2 separate regions of the Homo sapiens genome follow, and region 1 is linked to region 2. A link is a loop called in an ENCODE intact Hi-C map of the cell type or tissue named here. Cell type or tissue: GM12878. All regions are shown on one strand. Links, peaks and the distances in the headings refer to the core of each region. The heading gives the core; the rest is flanking DNA.

What was found. Hi-C counts contacts between places; a loop is a spot of excess contacts. Peaks named below come from ENCODE experiments on the same cell type or tissue, not always from the same donor. Only the 100,000 strongest peaks of a DNase experiment are listed, where the experiment ranks them.
Region 1: a loop joins it to region 2, with 9 times the contacts of the local background. A loop is called at or near these places in 24 of 110 quality-filtered maps.

The regions. Positions count from the first base shown.
Region 1 is chr1:206,659,263-206,670,446 of GRCh38, forward strand. No RefSeq gene overlaps it. Among named protein-coding and RNA genes, the nearest start is that of MAPKAPK2, 20 kb to the right of the region's middle. In GM12878, for the core only: a CTCF peak has its summit at 5,110 (motif pointing left); a DNase peak (open chromatin) is centred at 4,957; H3K4me3 peaks cover 686 bases.
Region 2 is chr1:206,587,602-206,598,785 of GRCh38, forward strand. It overlaps RASSF5 (Ras association domain family member 5), which reads left to right. Exons shown (of 6, transcript NM_182663.4): 6 at 1-1,847. It overlaps EIF2D (eukaryotic translation initiation factor 2D), which reads right to left. Exons shown (of 15, transcript NM_006893.3): 12 at 9,499-9,594; 13 at 8,117-8,237; 14 at 6,018-6,192; 15 at 4,041-4,244. The coding sequence ends at 4,174. Among named protein-coding and RNA genes, the nearest start is that of EIF2D, 19 kb to the right of the region's middle. RefSeq lists an enhancer at 498-998. In GM12878, for the core only: a CTCF peak has its summit at 3,067 (motif pointing right); a DNase peak (open chromatin) is centred at 2,638; H3K27ac peaks cover 612 bases.

The DNA of each region.
Region 1 (11,184 bases), core at 4,124-6,623, 74 kb after region 2:
TGTGGCGCCAGCTGGGGCTTAAATACAATGAGAAAGTCCCACCCTGCCAGCTCTGCGTGAAGAGAACCCAGTAGGAAATAAATAGCGCTGTGTGGCCTGCCTGGATGCCTGACCTGCATATGTCTGCCTGGACTCCAGCCCGTCACATGAGCCGAGGCGGGTTAAAAAGAGAGGTCGGGTGATCTCCCAGCTCAGGTATCTGTCCTGGCATGAGGAGCTGTGGGGTGAGGGTGCCAGCTCTTCTTTACAGGGCCTGGTGGACAGGGAGGCCCAGTGGGCAGGGGCAATTCGGGCCAGGGAGGGAGTGGGCCAGGAAGGGAGCCGGACAGGCGGACTTTGCCCCAGTGCCAGTCCGCCTCCAGCTATCAGCCTCCAGCTGTGGGCACTGGGAAAGGGTGATAACGTTCGTAAGGACACTGTGACTGCCTAACGTTGGTAAGGGCAGATGACTGGAAGGGAGAAAAAGCTTGGCAGAAGTTCCAGGACTAAATCTTAATTTGGCCAAAGCCGTTGTTTCCGTCACACCCCACCCGGTGCGTGCGCGCGCACACACACACACACACACACACACACACACACACACACACCATTGCATATCTTTTTCTTTCCCATAGCTTTGACCCCCTTCATGCATTCCTGCCCCCTCCTCCACCCCTTCCAGCTCAGAATGCTAGCATCTGCCTATCTCCAGCAACACAGACACTTCTCCCTCCTCCCACGCCTCTCTCCTGGGACTCAGGCCTGTGGCTGCTTCTCCTTTCTAGGCCTCAGTTTCCCCTTAGGCAGCATGTCTCAGATCCCACTCCCAGGGCCCTCTAGGCAATTTAGGCCAGGAGACAGTGGGAGGCTCCTGGGAGAAGTTTCACTTCTTTTTACTGAAGTTCCAGAACTAGGTTAAAGGATTCAGCAAGCTGAAGACCTCCCTGTTCAGATCTGAGTTCCCTGAGATGTTGGGGGACCTTGAGTCAAGAGGCTCATTTGCTCAGATCCTGTTGCTGAGGAAAGTACCACATATATTGTGGTTGGACCAGTGCAACCCCCAGAACACCTGTTCATTGCAGTGGGTTGGCTGGATAGGGGCGTCTAGGGATCCTGAAGGGACAGAAAACTTGCTCTGTGGGATGATACAGTGCTGTGGAATGGGGAGTGGAGGGAACAGGAGTTGTCGTAGGCCCCAAGATGCCTGAACTCCAGGAGCCCGAGCTAGAGCGATGGCCATGGCATGGGCAGGCAGGACACATTCAATAGCTCTCAACTAGATAATAGTTTTTTTTTGTTTTTTTTTTTTTTGAGATGGAGTTGTGCTCTTGTCGCCCAGGCTGGAGTACAATGGTATGATCTTGGCTCACTGTGACCTCTGCCTCCCGGGTTCAAAGATTCTCCTGCCTCAGCCTCCCAAATAGCTGGGATTCAAGCATGCACCACCACGCCTGGCTTATTTTTTGTATTTTTAGTAGAGACGGGGTTTCACCATGTGGGCCAGGCTGGTCTCGAACTCCTGACCTCAAGTGATCTGCCTGCCTTTGCCTCCCAAAGTGCTGGGATTACAGGCATAAGCCACCATACCCGGCCAATAGAATTTTTTCAAGAGAGAAATTGTCCCTCCTCTGTAAAAAACCAACTACAAGTTTACATATCTAATTGGTCTAGAAAAACAGTGGACATATAGGGAGGGAAACCAGTATAATTTGTAATTTCAAGGACTATTCTGGAACTCCAGACTCCATGGAGATTAATCCTAACACTGGGGACAAATGCCCATTTTCTCTGGTTGGGAAATTTAAGAAATCAAGGTGGAACTGGGCTATATGCAGAAGCATCTGACTTCCTGGAATATAATCAACAAATGTGATTCTGAGCCAGGTTGGGATCAATGCACCAATGTCAAGCAGGCATCTGGGGAGCCCTGACAACATGGAGCTAGATGTGGGGGTCAGAGACATTCCTGAGGGTACTGTATCTAATCCCCCTCAAGGTAGGATAACTGGGTAGTCGAAAGAAGACACCATTTATAAAATGTGGGCAGGGTTTCGGGAAACTACTAAGGGACAGTGAAGTACACCCAGGATAGCCACATGGGGCAGAAGGAAGGGAGTGGTTGCTGGAATCTTAGCGAGCAATAGCGGTGGATGAGGTTGTAGGAGAGAGCTGCCTGCCTGACAGAAGCTGTGGCTTTTGGTAGAGGATGGCAGGCACTGCAACCTCTGGAGAGTGGGGAGAAATCACGGGAATAAATGTGCTGGCCTCATCCTAGTGCCAGCTTATCTTACTCCTGTGCCTCCCATTGGCCTAACTTAATCGGAAGCCACGTCTGGTTGGCATAGTCAAAAAATGCCATCCTTGGCCAGGTGCGGTGGCTCACACCTGCGGTCCCAGCACTTTGGGAGGCCAAGGTGGGAGGATCACTTGAGCCCATGAGTTCAAGACCAGCCTGGGCAACATAGTGAGATCCCCATCACTAAAAAAAAAAAAAAAAAAAAAAAAATGCCATCCTCGTGGCACACAGAGCACAGTGTAGAAGGGTGGAGAGTGGATCCAGAGGGGCGAAGAGTATATATAGCAAATCTCTATGCTCCTAAGCAGGCAATTTCATCAGCATCAAGAAACTTTAATTTTTTTTTTCTTTACGGCCAGGCGCAGTGGCTCATGCCTGTAATCCCAGCACTTTGGGAGGCTGAGGCGGGTGGATCACAAGGTCAAGAGATCGAGACCATCCTGGCCAACATGGTGAAACCCCGTCTCTACTAAAAATACAAAAATTAGCTGGGCATGGTGGTGTGCACCTGTAGTCCCAGCTACTTTAGACTACAGGCACGCACCACCATGCCCAGCTAATTTTTTTGTTTGTTTTGGTAGATATGGGGTCTTGCTATGTTGCTCATGCTGATTTTGAACTTCTAGCCTCAAGCAATCCTCCCAACTTGGCCTCCCAAAGTGCAGGGATTAGTGAGCCACTGCACCCACCCGGCAGTAAACATTTTTTTGAGCACAAACCATGCACAGCCATTTTGCCGTGTACCAAGGATAAAACGCAGAAATGGATTTTCAGCAACCTGGTAGTCCAGCTGGGAGACAGAAGCAGAAGTGTTCAGGGAAGGCTTCATGGAAGAAGTGGGAATGTGAGACGGGGTGGAGGAGGGGATTGGAGGACAGGTGAGCAGAGCGCTGGGAGTACTTTCCTTCACTGTAGCAGAATGTCATTCAGCAACATGATCCACCCCAAGGTCAAGTTTCAGATCTTCCATCCCTGAGATTTTACATAATAGGCATGGTTAAAGATCCCCATGTGACTGTAGCCATGTGACTCCACATATTATGTCCACCTCACCTGGGAAGGATCAGTTTACCTAAATGTCATTCCTGCTGGGTTCTCTGAATGACAGCTGTCTTCCAACTCCAAGAGTGATGTCCTAATTAATCAAGCAATCCATCAATAAAAATTCACCGGCCTCATAAGTAAAAGGCACTGGGAACTTGGGCTACACCTCTTCAGAGCACCTCTTCTTCTCAATGAACTCACATTCTAACAGAACAGAGATATGTAGAAATGATTAAAGTGTGTTTGGTAGGAGGTGTAATGGAGGTACGAGTAAAGTTCTGGGAAAATGCAGTGGAGAGAGTGACTCATTCCTAGAGGTGTTAAAAAAAGGCTTCAGAGAGGTAATATTTGCACTGCAACTCCATTAATGAGTAGGACTTGCTAGGCAGAGGAGGGAATTCCTGGCAGAGGACTTGAAATGTGTGGAAACAGCAAGAAGGTGAGAAAGGATGGTGAAAAATTAAGGGTGGCCAGAGCCTAGGATGGCAGTAATTGAGTCTAGTGGAAAAGCTGTGGGATGGTTTAAAGGGATATTATAGCTCCAGTTAAGGAGTTCACCAGTTAAGCAGACAAATAAGGAACCAAAGATGTTCTAATGCAAGGGAGGGACACAATGAGCTTCTTTTTGGAAAGGCAATTTTCTAGGAGGAGATGGCACTGTTCAAATGCAAGCAATAGGACCTGAGACAGGGATCTGTTCCTCTGCTCCTCTCGGGGCCCCACCCCACATCCCACCTCCTCACCTCCCCATCCCCATCTTTCTCCAGAGAACAGTTGTTATTTGAAATCTGTTACCATCCTGATTTTGCAACTAAAGAACGGGGCCAAATAAATGAGCTTATTTCCTCTTCTAGGACAATGTGGGTTGAACACCCAGGAGGACATTTCCCCTTCCTCCAGTTTTTACCCCATTCCCAAATTTGACGACCGAGAGAATGAGATGAAACCTTAAGTGGAACAGCCAGTCTGTGGGACTCAGGAACTGCCAATCCTAGAGGAACCAGCCAACCCCAGAGCTTGTCAGTTTCCCCAGGGCTCGTTCCACATTTTGTGACAATTCCCCCAGGTCTAAGCTGAAAAACACCAAAAAATAGGCCAGCTCTTTTCCATTTAATTAGCCATTCCTCCAAGGATGCCAGGTGGAATGAAGTACGAGCAGATGCATGGGGACAAGAGAAGGCGGGAGTAGATGCTAAATGGGGTTCTGTGAGCCCAGGCTCACCTCTACCAAGGCTGCTTCTTAGAATAAGGAGCTCAAGAGGCAGACGAAGGGGCTGCAGCCTTTGGGCTTGCAAGCCAAGGGTTTCAGGCACTGGGCACGGAGGGGAGCCGGCATGGCCAGTGAGGAGGCCAGAAGGGTGGGAGCAGGTGCCGTGGGAGCAGGTGCTGGGGCAGCTGTGCAGGGTCTCTAGGGCAGGAGGAACCGCTGCTTCCTCCGCAAGGGCGAATGCAGGGTCGCCTGGGGCTCACCCGCCCTAGTCCGGCTCCTGTTTCAGGGCTGTGGGCAGCCAACAGACCACACCGGCAGCCTTGTGATAGCAGCCAACTGAGGTGCTGGAGTCTATTTTTGGAGCTCTTAAGAGTAGGGGGAACTGCCAGCTGCCTGGGACCAGATGATCTCTGCAATGCCTTCCTTATCTAAAACAGGGTGACGCGTGCTAAGCAAATGCAGGCAGCACTCGGGCAAGGGAGAGAGAAAAAGACCCCTTAGAGCCCTGAGGGTCTCTCACCCTTAGCAAATACCTCCTTAGCGCCGCAGAAAGACCACCGATGTGGAGCAACTACCCCCCCTGGTGGTGAATATCGGGATAAGATTACACAGGGGCAGCTTACTTGGCCCTCACTTGGTCTTGCAATTTCTCCCCCAAGTCTCTGAAAGGTGACTGGGAGCCTGCGGTGTGAGTCCAGGGTGATTCCTTTTCTTTCTAGCTTCCTTCTTTTTCTCCTGTTTGCAGTTATGGTCCCTAGCCAGAGGCTTTCAACTTTATGGATCAACATGGCACAGTGGAGGAAGCATTGGCGCTGTGCCCTGAATCTGAGTTTGAATTTCTTTATTTAAGCCTAGCTGTTTCCATATCTGTAATTTGGAGATGATGCTAGAGGCACTGTCTGCCTCCCAAGGAGGCTGTGAGATCCAATGTGAACCACTAATCACAGACAAGGAAAGAGGGATGCTTCCTGGTCCCACGACCCAGTTAGTTCCATTGCTGGCTAGGGTGATCTTCCCTGTCAGAAGCCAGCATCACTGTCACCCATGCCTGGTCCTGAGATACCCCACAAGGCTCAGCTCCTCGTGGCTGCTAGGATTCTTTCATTCTGGTCAGGAAGTCACCTTTCCAGCTGCCTAGGCTGATGGCCAGAGGAGGACGGGATGACATGGTGATTACGGCACTCAGGCTGGAAAGACATAGGGAGGAGTCGTGAGCCTATTTGTTGTTGTTGCCACTTAACAGTCTTATTATTGACATTTATTTTTAGGTATCTTACCGGACATTTCTTTTATGCACTGTGACTCTTTGTCTATCAGATGCTGGATTTTGTTGGTGAGACACAAGACAGAGAACAAATTCTTGTTCTCCCTAAGGGAGATACTTCGCCCATGCTTGTGACTCTCTTTCCACAGGTCAGTTAGTGGAGCTTTTGCTATAGCTTCTTTTCTTTTCTTTTTGTACTGCTGGCTTAAAAACAAAAATGAGGTGAGTTGTCTGAATGGTCTGAAAGGTCAATTCTTTGGGAGCAATGTTGCACTGTGTGTTTAAAAGTTATTTTCAAGAGTTTTGCTAGGTGTACCTCAATTTTTTTATTGTGGCAAAATACAACACGAAAGTTACTATTTTAATGATTTTTACATGTACAATTCATTGGCATTAAGTACATTAACGATGTTGTGCAACTATCACCATCATCTGTCTCTAGAACTTTTTCATCATCTCCAACAGAAGCTGTACTGGGCTGCCACTATTAAAGAACCATAAAGAAACTATTAGCTTCTTTATGACTTAAGCCACTGCTAATTATCTTTTCAACTGCACGCATTCTCTCCTTCTGGTCTCCCTAGACTGGGCACAAGAGTAGTGGCTACTGTGTTCTGGCTCCTTCTCCAGGAGAATTAATCAGATAATACAGCAGAGAAGGGGGCTGGGGCTTCCTCGGTTTCCTATAGTTGCTGAATTCTTTGGCAAGAGGGGTGCCTCCAGGGGTCCTGAATGTCTCTCCCCAAATCAGAACCAGAGCCGACCCATAGCTTAGCTCTGGGCCTGACGTATAATGGGCACTTAATAAAGATTTGTTTGATAAATGAATCTGGACAGATAGATTTGCCATCCCTGGAAAAAGAAACTTTATGGCTGCTCATAGTCACAATGAATTGACAAGGACATGCACTTTGGGGTCAGAAAGATCTGGGTTCACATGCTGGCCCTATTCCTTACTAAGTAGGTGGCTCATTTGTTGTTGTTGAGCCACAAAATAGGAATAACAATTCTTACCTTATGGTGTGCAGTTTGAATGAGGCAATGTACATGAGGTACTTTACCTTAGAGTAGTAGAAGCTCCATGATGTTAGTTCTGTCTCCCTTCCATCTACTAGAAAATCTCACAGACGCATCTCCAGAAATGACTTTCTCTTCTAAATGCCAGTTCCTTTTCCTATTGCCTCACTTATTGTCAGTTCCTAAGAGTGAGAATCCTCCCTATTTTCTGAACTCTAACCTTAGCCCTTTCAAGTTAGGATTCTAATGCTGTTAAAATGTGAAAGGGAAATGATACTTTCTTTGTATTTTGAAATTGAGCCTCCTCAATTTCTGTTTTATTGGATGGATTTGTGTTTTCTTTTCTCTTTTCTCTCTCTCTCTCTTTTTTTTTTTTTTGACATGGAGTCTCACTCTGTCACCCAGGCTGGAGTACAGTGGTGCCATCTTGGCTCACTGCAACCTCCGCCTCCTGGGTTCAAGCGATTCTCTCACCTCAGCCTCCCAAGTAGCTGGGATTACAGGTGTGCGCCATTACACCCAGCTCATTTTTTTTTTTTTTTTTTTTTGGGACAAAGTCTCACTCTGTTGCCCAGGCTGGAGTGTAGTGGTGCAATCTCAGCTCACTGCAACCTCTGCCACAGGTTCAAGCAATTCTCTACCTCAGCCTCCCCAGTAGCTAGGACTACAGGTGTGTGCCACTACACCCAGCTAACTCTTGTATATTTAGTAGATACAGGGATTCACTATGTTGGCCAGGCTGGTCTCGAACTCCTGGCCTCAAGTGATCTGCCTGCCTCAGCCTCCCAAAGTGCTGGGATTACAGGTGTGAGCAACTGTGCCCGGCTATTTTTTTGTATTTTTTAGTAGAGATGGGGTTTCGCCATGTTGACCAGGCTGATCTTGAACTCCTGACCTCAGGTCATCCACCTCGGCCTCCCAAAGTGCTGTGATTACAGGTGTGAGCCACTGCGCCTGGCAGGATTTGTGTTTTCTTATGCACATTATATGTTCCCTTTCTCTCTTCCCGTGCCCTCACCCTCACCGCCCACCCCCGCCTCCAGTGCATAATCACTGGCACAAGCTGCTTCTCTCACCCACTAAACTGAAACTATCATGTCTTTTACTATTTCCAAATCCAAGAACTTGGCCACATTCCCCTGGGACAGAGTTCACAGTGCTTGTCATAGGCACTCAGGTTTTAATAATAGCCAGGATTATCAATCATTCACAATGCCTCTTTCATCCACCCCTTCCTTCCAATTACTTGGCACATTTGTTTTCACCTCCAAATTCTAAGATAAAGGCATGGAGTACATTATTTGTGGAAATTAAGTGAGCTGGCTAAGGTCTGTGCCCTGTTGGATATATGACTCTGTCTACCATGTGGAGTAGTTGGAAAAGTTAAAACCCAGAGGAAAGGAATGCACTTCAATTTCAAACCAGTAAATATTCATTGGGTGCTATGAATATTCAAGGCTTTGGGGCAATATGAGCTTATGAAATCTGCAAATCTGATGGCAGAGATTTTAAAATAGTATTTTAGAATAGTCTCTTAACTAATATCCCAGTCACCATTTGTCCCCTCCTCAATCTAATCTACACAACACTTACAGTTTATATAAATAGTGTTCATGACTTAGGGGTCAAGACTGTGAAGAGTCCCATGTACTCTAGGGAGTTCGGCCCATTTCTCTAGGCTCTGCAGAGCTATTCAAATATTTTTAAGCCCCCTGGAATCAAATGATCAGATCTGCATTTTAAAAAATTATTGGGGTGATATTGGGAGAAGGGATTGGAAAGGGGAAGACCAGAAGCAATCAGGGGGCTGGTGCCATAATCCAGATGGAAGCTGGTGATTGCCTGAAGCAGGGCAGTGGCATGAGAATGGAGAGAAGGGAACAGTGGGGAGGTGACATTAGCTGGAATTGTAATTGATTATTGGGGGTGAGAGACAGTGAGGAGTCAAGGTTGACTACCAGCATCAGCCTTTGGCAACCAGATGGAGAGTGGTACCTTCTCTGAGTGGCAGGATGAAGGAGGGTGTATGTGTGTGTGTACAGTGTAGATAGAGTCAGTTCTGTAGATATTGAACTTAAGCTGTCTGAAAATAGTAGTGAAAGTCCACTATGGGTATGAGTTTAAGAAAAGTATTTGGGTTGAATTTGTAAATTTGGGGGTCACGGGTGTAGATTAGCTGGTAGTTGAAGCCTGGGAAATTGTATAAAATGATTACTAAAGACAGTCAAGGGAGGAGCCCTGGAAAACCTCAACACTTTAGAGGGAGGTTGGGGAGAAGAGCAATTGAAGGAAACTGAGGAGAAGTGGGCAAGGATGGAGAAGTAGAATTCAGAGTGTGAGGTCCTGATAATCAAGGGATCCTGTGCTGCAAAGAGGCCCAGGACAGAGTTTTGAAGGAAGAAGGAAGGGTTGGGGCAAAGTGTGAAATTCAGCAGAGAGATCTAAACTGAGATGGTGAGCTAAGATAAGGAGATAGGAGGAGTGAGTGGCCGAGGCAAAAGCCGAATTTCAGAAGAGTTGAGTGCTCAGGAGTTGAAGAAGTGGAGACAGGAAGTATAGTTAAATTGCTCCTGCAGTTGAGTTTGCTAGGAAAGGAACAAGAGGAAACCAGGCAGGTGTCAGGAAGAGGCAGGACAGCAGGCAAGAAATACTTAAAGATGTTACAGACAGGGGAAAGTGTCACTTGAGTGGAAATGGAGCAAATGCTGTTCCCTACTCAAAACCATCCCCCTCGCTTGTTGGGCCCCATGATGTGTCTGTAATCTCAGCACTTTGGGAGGTTCAGGCCGAAGGATCCCTTGAGCCCAGGAGTTTGAGTCCAGCGTGGACAACCCAGTTGAAGCTTCTTTCTCTAAAAAACAATACCAGAACCAAAAACCCATCCCCCTTTTCCTTCCTTGTGACAGAACCCATACCTGGTTCAGCAGGTGGGTAGCAAAGTGCCAGGGGAAGGTTGGTTCCTCCCCGACCTGGGGAACATTCTGGTTCTTTTGTGCAGCCATTGGTTTAGGAGTGGGCATGTGACCCACTTCTGGCCAATGGGACATTATGGGAAGCCAACTGAAGTTCTCTGGGAAATATTTTTCCCTTGATAAATACCATAATTTTGGAGGAAATTTTATTTATTTATTTATTTATTTATTTATTTATTTATTTATTTAAGACAGGGTCTCACTCTGTTGGCCAGGCTGGAGTGCAATGGTACGATCTCAGCTCAGTGTAGCCTTGATCTCCTGGGCTCAAGCAATCCTCCCACCTCAGCACCCCCGGAGCAGCTGGGACGAGGCACACACTACCACTCCCAGCTAATTGATTTTTATATTTTATAGAGACGAGGTCTCTGTATGTTGTCCAGGTTGGTCTTGGACTCCTGGCCTCAAGCGTTCCTCATGCCTCAGCCTCCCAAGGGGCTGAGATTATAGGAGTGAGCCGCTGAGCCCAGCCAAGACTTCAATTTTTTTTAAATTTTACTTTTATTTTTTATTTCACCCTTGCCTCTTTTCTTGCTCTGTTGAATCACGCCATGGGAAGATGTGAGACTTAGAGCTGTTGCAGCCATCTTGCAACAATGAAATAATATGCTGAGCTGGATGGTGGAGAGGTCCTGTCTGCTGAGCATGGCAAAGCAGAGGACGGTCAGACCCGGATCCTTGATGGAGCTTGAGGACTTTGTTGAGCTGCTGAACAACCCGAGATCACCTCCCTTTAGCCTTGTTAAGAAACTATTAGCATCTTTATGATTTAAGCCATTGCCAGTTGTCTTTTCAGCTGCATGCGTCCTAACTGATATAGGATGGTTCTCATATTCTGGATCCAAGGTAATTTAGGCTGGTTTTTAAATGAGATTAGGGTACCAGTAAGACCTTTTGAAATGTTGAGGTAAACCATCTTTGACTGTGGTTTCTTCCCTAAAGTAGCACTCAAGGCCATCATTCTTTAAAACAATCCTGATTGTTTAAACAGACCAATTACTTTGCTATGGGTAATGAAGATTATGGAAGTCAGGCCTTTCTGCCTTTTTTGGTTGAAGCCAAGTCAAACTAAGCCTTCCAAGCAAGAGACACCCATTTGTCCTCTCCACAGCTTCTCATAATTATTTCCATGCCTTATTGATACATTGGGAAGTAAACCCTCCTAATTATTGCAATTGGCTACATTTTTATTGTAATATGAGATAAGACTTTGGATATCATGCTTTTCTCTAGAATTTAAGACAAAGGAACTCTCTAGACTGAGAGTTCAAAAGGCTGAGCTTTTGTCTAGAATGTGAGCCTAATGGAAAAGGCGAGATATTTGCAAGGGAGTCATTGCACGCATACTCAGCAAGCACAGACTGCTCCTCTCGGGGCTACTGAGGAGGGCACAGGTGACTGG
Region 2 (11,184 bases), core at 1,779-4,278:
AAGCTGCAGCCTGCCCTGGCCCTGGCTCTGGCCCTGGCCCACATTGCACATGGAAACCCAAAGGCATATATCTGCGTATGTGTGGTACTTAGTCACATCTTTGTCAACAAACTGTTCGTTTTTAAGTTACAAATTTGAATTTAATGTTGTCATCATCGTCATGTGTTTCCCCAAAGGGAAGCCAGTCATTGACCATTTAAAAAGTCTCCTGCTAAGTATGGAAATCAGACAGTAAGAGAAAGCCAAAAAGCAATGCAGAGAAAGGTGTCCAAGCTGTCTTCAGCCTTCCCCAGCTAAAGAGCAGAGGAGGGCCTGGGCTACTTGGGTTCCCCATCGGCCTCCAGCACTGCCTCCCTCCTCCCACTGCGACTCTGGGATCTCCAGGTGCTGCCCAAGGAGTTGCCTTGATTACAGAGAGGGGAGCCTCCAATTCGGCCAACTTGGAGTCCTTTCTGTTTTGAAGCATGGGCCAGACCCGGCACTGCGCTCGGAGAGCCGGTGGGCCTGGCCTCCCCGTCGACCTCAGTGCCTTTTTGTTTTCAGAGAGAAATAGGAGTAGGGCGAGTTTGCCTGAAGCTCTGCTGCTGGCTTCTCCTGCCAGGAAGTGAACAATGGCGGCGGTGTGGGAGACAAGGCCAGGAGAGCCCGCGTTCAGTATGGGTTGAGGGTCACAGACCTCCCTCCCATCTGGGTGCCTGAGTTTTGACTCCAATCAGTGATACCAGACCACATTGACAGGGAGGATCAAATTCCTGACTTACATTTGCACTGGCTTCTTGTTTAGGCTGAATCCTAAAATAAATTAGTCAAAAAATTCCAACAAGTAGCCAGGACTGCAGAGACACTCCAGTGCAGAGGGAGAAGGACTTGTAATTTTCAAAGCAGGGCTGGTTTTCCAACCCAGCCTCTGAGAAACCATTTCTTTGCTATCCTCTGCCTTCCCAAGTCCCTCTTGGGTCGGTTCAAGCCCAAGCTTGTTCGTGTAGCTTCAGAAGTTCCCTCTCTGACCCAGGCTGAGTCCATACTGCCCCTGATCCCAGAAGGAATGCTGACCCCTCGTCGTATGAACTGTGCATAGTCTCCAGAGCTTCAAAGGCAACACAAGCTCGCAACTCTAAGATTTTTTTAAACCACAAAAACCCTGGTTAGCCATCTCATGCTCAGCCTTATCACTTCCCTCCCTTTAGAAACTCTCTCCCTGCTGTATATTAAAGGGAGCAGGTGGAGAGTCATTTTCCTTCGTCCTGCATGTCTCTAACATTAATAGAAGGCATGGCTCCTGCTGCAACCGCTGTGAATGCTGCTGAGAACCTCCCTCTATGGGGATGGCTATTTTATTTTTGAGAAGGAAAAAAAAAGTCATGTATATATACACATAAAGGCATATAGCTATATATAAAGAGATAAGGGTGTTTATGAAATGAGAAAATTATTGGACAATTCAGACTTTACTAAAGCACAGTTAGACCCAAGGCCTATGCTGAGGTCTAAACCTCTGAAAAAAGTATAGTATCGAGTACCCGTTCCCTCCCAGAGGTGGGAGTAACTGCTGGTAGTGCCTTCTTTGGTTGTGTTGCTCAGTGTGTAAGTGTTTGTTTCCAGGATATTTTCTTTTTAAATGTCTTTCTTATATGGGTTTTAAAAAAAAGTAATAAAAGCCTGTTGCAAAAATGACTCATGTTAGAAACGTCTCCCTTGAACTTCACCATCTTACGGACACTGGGAGCGGGGGAGAGAGGGTGAGAATGGACATGATCACATGCTTCCTGGTGGAGTCAGATTTTCTTTTGCCAGTGAGCAGAGAAATGAAGGCTACTGTTCAAATAATTTGGGAAAAATTGTCCAAATGCGTAGGCGGGAGGGCGCTGCCTGGGTGACCAGCTGTTCCATGTCTCCGCAGTGCAAGAGAGTCAAGGAGACTGATTGCAGGCAGAGATGCTGATGTGTGGGAAAGAGAAGGGCCTTCTGGAGCTAAGGGTGATTTGACACCAGGACAGGCTACTGAGCTGAGCCATGATTCTTCTACTTCTGGAATTATTTAAAAATAAGGTAGAAAGGAATAGATCTTTAAAAGTTTAAGATCACTTCACCTGGAGGAAGGGGGCTAGATCAAATGACCAAAACAAACAGTCCTTTCACTTGAGTTCTCTGACTTTCATCAAAGGAACATCTCAGTAATCATGGAAATAACCACATTAAATTATTAAAAAGAAATTCTTGCTGCCTTCCAGTATTGATCACATAGAATGCAATACATGGGGCCCAAAGAATGAATGAATGTCCAACAAGCATCCTTAAAACTGCCCAAGAATGGGGCACATCTGTAACATTTTTGTTCATCTAAACCCCCAAGAAATGTATCTTTCAATGATTTTGCCAAAGTCCAAAAATGAAGCACTTTCTGCTTTTCATTGAATCTCATATGGTTACAGCATAGGGTTAATAAATTCAAAGTTGTACGTTTGACATTGATACAGATTATTTGACTTAGCACATAGGAAAAAGAACCTGTTACACAGTCTGGCTCTACTCTGCCTTTGAATATGTCCCTATGCTGTTCACAGGGGGAGAGGGAAGATGACTCAATGCAAATGTGTCACCGTTACTGGAAAAACCACTCAATGCACAGGTCTGGACAGCACTGTGTCATGGCAGAATTGTGGGTCAAACCACAATTAAGGGTAGATGTTCATTTTAGACCCAGCCCTACCACTTACTGGCTTTGTGTCTTCAGCAGAGATCAACAAGGCGGGACATGACCTTTCTTAGCCTCCACTCCCTTCAAGATCGTGCAAAACAAATCAAGTTTGTGAAAGAACTTTGCACAGTGCTATATTTTACTTGTATTCACATAAGGAACCATAGTTCATTACTACTATACAGATCATAATCCCTCAGATCAGACTCTGGCAGGCCAAAGGCTTTAACAGGATCCTGTTTAGGCTCAATTTCTGGAAATCCCTTTCCTAGTTTCATATGCTCATGCCGGTAGAGATAGGATTAGTGAAATTAAGGAGTTTACTCATGAGTAAAAAGGTCTATTCTGGGCCTGATAACAGACGGTAGGAGGCGCCACACACACATTTTCAAACCCATTCCTTTTTTCCTTTTCAAGCCTCAAACGGGCAATTTGTGGATATTGTGGATATTTTTAAGCCTTTCTTATCTCAGTTTGAGAAAAACTGAGAAGAGAAAGAAACAAGTAAACTGAAGTGCAACTGTCTCTTAATGGTAAAACCCAAAAACTCAGGGAATTTAGCCCAGTTCTCCCTCCTATTATACAAGGAGAGATCCAGTCAGTGAAATGATTCCATAAACTGAGCAGGGACCAGCGCAGTGGTTCTGCACTTTTCTGGCATCAAGTGATCCCTTTGGGAATTTGATGAAAGCATGGTCCATCTCTCAGGAAAATGATCGTACAAAATCTGTGCACCATTTCAGGGAGTTCATGGATCCTCTAAAGACCTATTAAAGACCCCTTCCATGACCTCCACGTTAAGAAGTTGGGGCTGAAGAGGGCATGTGTTGGATGAGACTCTTCACTGTAACAAAGCTGTCATCTTGGAGTTACATCACAAATTTACCAGTTAGTGGCAGTGTCCTAAAGTTGGGGAAGAATCACTGTCCTATAGAAACCCACGTCCTAATATGCCTGTATACTGTTTCTGATTTCTATCTAGCCTAAATTCTACTGCAATTTAGGGTCAATTCTTTCTTCTGTTGCTTTGATTGATGACAGAGAACAGCTGGGATCTGTTTTCTACGTGACTAACCCTTTAGAGATGTGAAGGAACTATTTTGGGGCTAGGAAGTTAATTAGGCAGTAGGATATTTGGTAGAAGGTCTTTAAAAAGAGGAAGGCCCCACCTGTCCGAACTCTGAATGGGCTGGCCTGCCTGGAAAGCAGGGAAGGAATGAAATCATTGAAACCACATGGACAGAATGGCAGCCACCGTGACCTCTTCTGTCCATTTAGAATACTCCCGACTTCAAAAATTAGTACATTTTAGCTAAGTGGAGGAAACAAGAGGGAAGTCAGATTTAGATTAGAATAAAAATTTATTTTTGTAAAGAATTATATTTTGTATTTGCAAAAGCTGAAAATGCTCATAAAAATTACCAGCCCAGAGCTTGGATTTCCACCGGATCCACCACGTGAGACAAAAGAGTCTGTCACTTCTTCTTGCCAGGTTTGAGGGCCTTTTCTAGACCTTGGATGTGTTTTCGAGGGAGCTGATACTCTTCTACAATCCAAAAAGCACACACTCCTCAGCGGAGCATGACCTTGCTCCCCGGCTGGCCCTCCACCAGTCCCCGTTGCCTCACAATGTCATTCCACCCAGCTCAAACTCAACTTCGGGACTGACCACTTACGCCTACACCTCACAGCTGATGTGTATATTTCTGAAATTTTCACACTGAGAGCTACTTTCTGGGTGTATTTCAGGCATTTATAATTTTTTCACGAGAGAGAATGTGTCTGTTCAGTCTGTGCTCCTCGCTCTTGCTCATAACATTTCTTCTCAGTACCTTGTATGGGGTTCTTCACATAAAGAGGCTCAACTCTAGAAGTTAACTGTCAGGTACTGCCATAGGCCATGGAATACATTTGCCTAAATGAGCACTTACTATCCGCCAGGCCCTGAGGATGAAAAAGGCAAGGTTTCTGGCTCATGCAGCTCAGTCTGGCAGGAGGTTCAGACATTAGAAAAAATTAGCCAAGCTGCAGACATTAACCGGAAATATAAACACAATTGGAAAGTGCTACATTAGCAATGTTTAAAATGCTAATTTAGGCTCAGGCCTCCCAGGACCCCTGGGCTGGGCCAGTGAGCCTCTGAGGTCAGGTGGGCTTGGGCGTGGGAGGGCATCTTAGGCAAGGGGATAGCCCAGGCGGAAGCACATGTGGGTGAACATGCAAGGAGAATCTGGAGAACTGCAAGGAGACCAGGACAGCTGGTGCCTGCAACATGGGTGTAGGAGCTGCCAGAGAGAGCCTGGCAGGGAAGGCTGGGGTCAGGCTGGGAGGGTCTTGTTTATTGAGCTTAGGAGTTAATTCTGAAGGCATTGAAGAGGCATACAAAGTTTTTTAGAAGGGAGTGATGTGATCATATTTGTTTAAGAAAGCTGACTCAGGCAGAGATGTGAAGGCTGGTTTGAAGTGAGGAAAAACGGGAGGCTGGGTTACCCAGAGTTAGTAGAAAGAACTTAGGCTTTAGGCCAGGCATGGTGGCTCAAGCCTGTAATCCTAGCACTTTGGGAGGCCGAGGCAGGCGGATCATCTGAGGTCAGGAGTTCAAGACTGGCTTGGTCAACATAGTGAAACCCCATATCTACTAAAAATACAAAAATTAGCTGGCCGTGGTGGCATGCGCCTATAATCCCAGCTACTCGGGAGGCTGAGGCAGGGGAATGACTGGAACCTGGAAGGTGGAGGCTGCAGTGAGTGCAGTGAGCCAAGATTGCGCCACTGCACTCCAGCCTGGGTGACAGAGCGAGATTCTGTTTCAAAAAAAAAAAAACTTAGACTCTGGAGTCTAAAAAAGTTTCGTGCCCAGCTATATCACTCAAGAGTCAGAGGATCTCAGGGCAAGGTACGGAACCTCTCTGGGCCTCAGTTTCCTCATCTGCAAAACAGATAACAGCTCTGCAGCATCATTATGATTAAGAGAGATGCCTGCAAAAACCCCAACAATGGGCCTAGCACAAAAGTTTGGGTGCTCGCCATATGTTTTATAGAAAGGGACCAACCAGGAAGAAAACTACTCTAATAGTGGAAGAGAAAACACTGAATTTGGAAGGAGCCAAAGGATCTGATTCAAACACTGGTTCCCTCTTCTCTAAATAGCTACTAAAAACTAAATGGAGAGAGAGAGAGAGAGAGAGCGAGAGAGAGAGAGAGAGAGAGTGTGTGTGTGTGTGTGTGTGTGTGTGTGTGTGTATTATGCAAGTTGAGTTGGCAGGAAGGTCTTTGCTGAGCTAGACCAATGCCTCCACTCTTCAGAGGGGATGCTCACCAAGCAATAGCCAGCCGAGGTGGTGGACCTGGTTTCCCTGGATCTGCACCTGAAGGCTGTCCTTGGCCCCAGGGGCAGGATTGACGGTGGTGCTAGCCTGGCATCGCTGCTGAAGGATGGCAGCCACTGAGTATGGGTCCAGACCATAGGCCTCCAAGTTCCGGACCACGGTCACCTGGGGGGACAGTGGGGACAGAGACTGACGGTGGTGACTGCATTCCCTTCCCTCCAGAGGGCCTTCCAGAGCCTCAGCAGCCTTCTGAGCCCCTGTGTTCTCTGATGGTTCACCATTCCTATAACCCTAGTACTTTTTAAATCCAAATCACTTATTTTTGTGCTTCTAAATTGATTCTGTCTACCCCATCCAATATATGTATTACATATTTAGAGGGACAGATACTCTCTGTATCACACAGAATGTCTACTTCTTTTTTAAGTTTTATTTGGAGAATTCAAAACATAAATGAAAGCAGAATAGTATATAAACCCACATGTACCTATCACCAGTTTCAACAATTACCAACTCATGGCCAACCTTGATTCATCTATACCCCTGTCTACTCCCCACTCCTCTATTACTTTAAAGCAAACCTCCCCAGACATCAGATCATTTCATCTATAAATATTTCAGTATGTATCTCCAAAAGACAAGGCTCATTTAAACATAAAAACAAAACCATCATCACACCTAAAAATAAAGTAACAAACAATAGCTCCTTAATATCAACAATCTAGTCAGCAACACATGCATTCTTCTGGTATTCAGCTTCACAAATGACAAGTATGTGACTTTGAGATAAAAAAGAAAAATGTTAGTGCTTTTAAAATATCACAATTCTCCCCCTTGTTGCTTTAAAACAAATTCTTTCTCATTCATGACTACAGATAGTAAAGTGTATTACTATCAGGGGTGTGTGGGGGATGACTGCTATCAATAAAGACTATAAAAGCTCCAACTAGCCTTACGCTTATCAATGAGCTCCAGACCCAGAAAATCTTAGAATCAATAAGACTTTAGAGGACGTATCTCTTCCAATTGCCCACCTGATGCATGAACCCCCAACTACATCCTCCCCTGACAAGTGCTCACCTAATTTTTGCTTGCAGACTCTCCAGAAAAAAATTCACTATTTTATGAAGCACCAATTTCAATTTTGGACAATTCTATTTGTCATTATTAACAGAAAATTAGTGTTTACATAAACTATATATATGAAAATTATTTAGTTCAGTGTCTGGCACATAATTAAACACTCAATAAATAGTGACTGTTACTAATTATTGTAAAGATTATCATTACTGGTTCTCAATTATTGAGAACCAAGTATTTATATGCCAAGTACATTCTAAGTGCTTCAGCCATGTATACGCCTTCATTTGATCCTCACAATGCCTTACCAGGTAGGTATTATCCCCATTTTTCACAGAGTAAAACTCAGACAAAAAGAAATGAAGTAACATGCTCAAGGTCAGGCAGTGAGGCAACGGCTGCATTTGAACCCAGTACTATCCAAAGCCCACGCTCGTAACTGTACACTACTACAAAGTTCTTGAGTCTTTACAAAGACAGACTCAAGTCTGCCTTCTTGGCATTTCCACCCAATAATCCTATTTCTGTCCTTTCAAGGCATATAGAATAAGTGCCCTACTTTGCCAGGGGACAGCTTTGCACATATTTGAGGAGAGATGTCATTGGTTCCCCACAATTTTGTGTTGCCAAGCTAAACACACTCAGTTCCTTCAGCAAGTTTTTTACAAGTTATTTTCATTGAGCAAGGCCTAAGAGGTGAAAGAATATGTGGGAGCTGAATGTCCATAACATAGTTCTAAGAAAAAAATGAAAATACAATCTTGTTTACTTTTGGAACCAGGCTCTAGCAAGTTTCCTAGAACAAAATCCTAGAGGGCAGTGAGTGAGCGGGGTCAGCTTTACCTGTTTCATACAGAGCCCAGCCCAGGCACATAAACACGGGTGTTTCATAAAAAAATCTTTGATGAGTTTGAGGCCAATCTAAAAACCTCCAATCACATTAGGGAGACCAGAACTTGGCAAGAACATTAAATCACTATCCTTGAACATTGTGTCTTTCTAAAATTACCTTTTTATTAGACGCTCTTTGTGCTAGGGTGATGTCAATTGGACAGATTCTCCCTTTCTTCACAATGGGCTCTTGTCCGGGAAGGGTCACTTGATAGGCAGGCTGTAATTTTTCCAAACACCTGAAACAGAAGTTATGAGTTGCAAACTGATAAAGCCAACAGAAACCATTTCCTCATACCCCACTACCAGCAGGCAGTTAGGTGTAGGCTGAAATTGCAGGTCCACAACCTTGGCTGCACATTAGAATCATTCAAATCCCTAGGGAGCTACAGCCCAGATCAATGAAATCTGTATCTCTGACTAGGGCTATGTATTTTTTAAAGCTCCCTAAAATGCGGCCAAGGTAGACACCCACTGATTCAAAGATGGGAACATCAGTGACTTAGGCCCCTGGAAACGGTCCACTGACCTGGCCTTTTGAGAATCTGCCCAGTCTGCCCTGTGGAGGCTACTACCTGTCTCAAGAATGTGCCTTAAGTGGCCCATTGCCTGCGAGTGCTGCTTCACATTTCTGACATGTTTTATAGAGAACTTTTACCACGAGGAGTTTCTACCTTTTATCTAACCAAGTTTTCTCTTGCTATCACATATATCAGGATCAACAACTTTTTCTATAAAGGGCTAGACAGTAAATATTTTTGGTTTTGCCAGTCACCTGGTCTCTTACAACTACTCAGTTCTGCCATTATAGCATAAAACCAGCGCACAGACAACACATAAATGGATATGGTTGTGTTCCAACAAAACTTTATTTACAAAAACAGGTGGCAGGCCAGATTTGACCCATGGGCTGTAGTTTGCTGACTCCTGACAATAAACTATTTTCAGTTATGTGGAAAAGAAGGAATATTAAAAATTTTTCCTTTAAAGACTTTAAGACACTTTTCCCCAGCCTTCTTTTGCTTCTGCATCTTATTGAAGTTTTATTTTATTTTTTCTTATTTTTTTAAATGCCCTCACTTTAACAGAGTAAGTTCTTTTTTTGAGACAGGGTCTCACCTTGTCACCCAGGCTGGGGTGCAGTGACATGAAAATGGCTCAATGCAGCCTCCACCTCCTGGGCCCAAGCAATCCTACCGCCTCCGCCTCCCAAAGTGCTGGGACTACAGGCATGCACCACTATGCCTGCCTGAAGTTCTTATTTTTAATTAATGTTCCTTTTTGTTCTTCCTTTCAAGCTCTCCCATGTCATATTGGCTCAAATTGTTCCAAAGACCCCCCAAATCAGAGTTCCTCAAGCCTGTGTTTATGTAGACTGACTTGGTATGAATTACAGAAAGAAAATCAAAGGCTAAGATAGTGACAGTATTAAAGTTCAATGTGATCAACATTAAGGCGAGGGGATAGAAAAGTTGGAGAGGGACTGCCAATGCTCGTTACCTGGTCAGAAGACTGTCCCATGGAAGCTTCATGACTGTATGCTGTTCATTTTTCTCTAAGATGCAGTCACATAGGATGGGATCCAATCTCACAAGACTAAAGGGAAAGAAGAGGCAATGAAGAAATCCTAGACTTGTCCCTTCTGACCTGAAGGCTAATTCAGGATTCATCTCTCGTACGGCCTTTATAGACATTCAGGATATGAATCAATTATGGGCCCACAGTCCAAAAGGCAATGTACCTTATGGGTGGGAGATACACGAATGCTTTCCTAGGAAAAGCAGGAGGTGGAAGGGAAAGTGAGATGGGATAAATTTGAAGATCAGGAGCCTTTGCTACTAACTAAGCATGTGACCACAGCTTTCTAAGCTTAGCATCAAAATTGGCTAGTGAGGAAGAAAGAAAGGAAGTGGGGATCTTTAAAATGAAGGTGTTGGCCAGGTGCAGTGGCTCACGCCTGTAATCCCAGCACTTTGGGAGGCTGAGGCGGGAGGATCACCTGAGGTCAAAAGTTCAAGACCAGCCTGGCCAACATGGTAAAACCCCATCTCTACTAAAAATAGGGCCGGGCGCAGTGGCCCACGCCTGTAATCCCAGCACTTTGGGACGCCGAGATGGGTGGATCACTTGAGGTCAGGAGTTCAAGACTAGCCTGGCCAACATGGTGAAACCCCGTCTCTACTAAAAATACAAAAATTAGCCGGGCATGGTGGCGCATCCCTGTAATTCCAGCTACTTGGGAGGCTGAGGCAGGAGAATCGCTTGAACCTGGGAGGCAGAGGTTGCAGTGAGCACAGATTGTACCATTGCACTCCAGCCTGGGCAACAAGAGCAAAACTCTGTCTCAAAAATAAAAATAAAACATAAAATAAAATGAAGGTATTAGATTAGGCTGGTATGTCTCAACTTTTTTATCATGATGATGTTTTTTTAAAGTGAAAAAAAAATTTTTTTTTGAGATGGGGTTTCACTGTATCACCCAGGTTGCAGTGCAGTGGCATCATCATTGCTCACTGCAGCCTCAACCTCTTGGGCTCAAGCGATCCTCCCACCTCAACCTCCCAAGTGGCTGAGACTACAGGCATGCCCTACCATGCCCGGCTAATTTTTGTATTTTTTGTAGCGACAGGGTTTCATCATGCTGCTCAGGTGGGTCTCAAACCCCTGGCCTCAAGCAATCCTCCCACCTCAACCTACAAAAATGTTGGGATTACAGACATAAGCCACAGTGTCCGGCCATTAAAGTAAAAAACAATTAATGGAACTCTCTTCATCTGGTAGTTTACCATCTGTATCTCCTTTTAAGAAAATAATACCATAATGGGTACAAATATACAGTTAGATAGAAGAAATAAGTTTAGTCTTTGAGAGCAGAGTAAGGTGACTGTAGTTAACAACAATGTATTGTGTATGTCAAAATAGCTAGAAAAGAGGACTTACAGTGTTCCCGACACATAGAAATGGTAAATACTCAAGGTGATGATACCCCAAATACCCTGCCTTGATCGTTATACACTCTGTGCATGTAACAAAATACCATGCACCCCATAAATATGTACAAATATCTATCAATAAAAATAAATACCTAAAGCTATGATGACTTCAGTAAATTCTTTGTAAGCTTGCATTTTATTCCTCACAATAGCCAATTAAAGATGATTCATGGGTATTTGTGAGAGAATATTT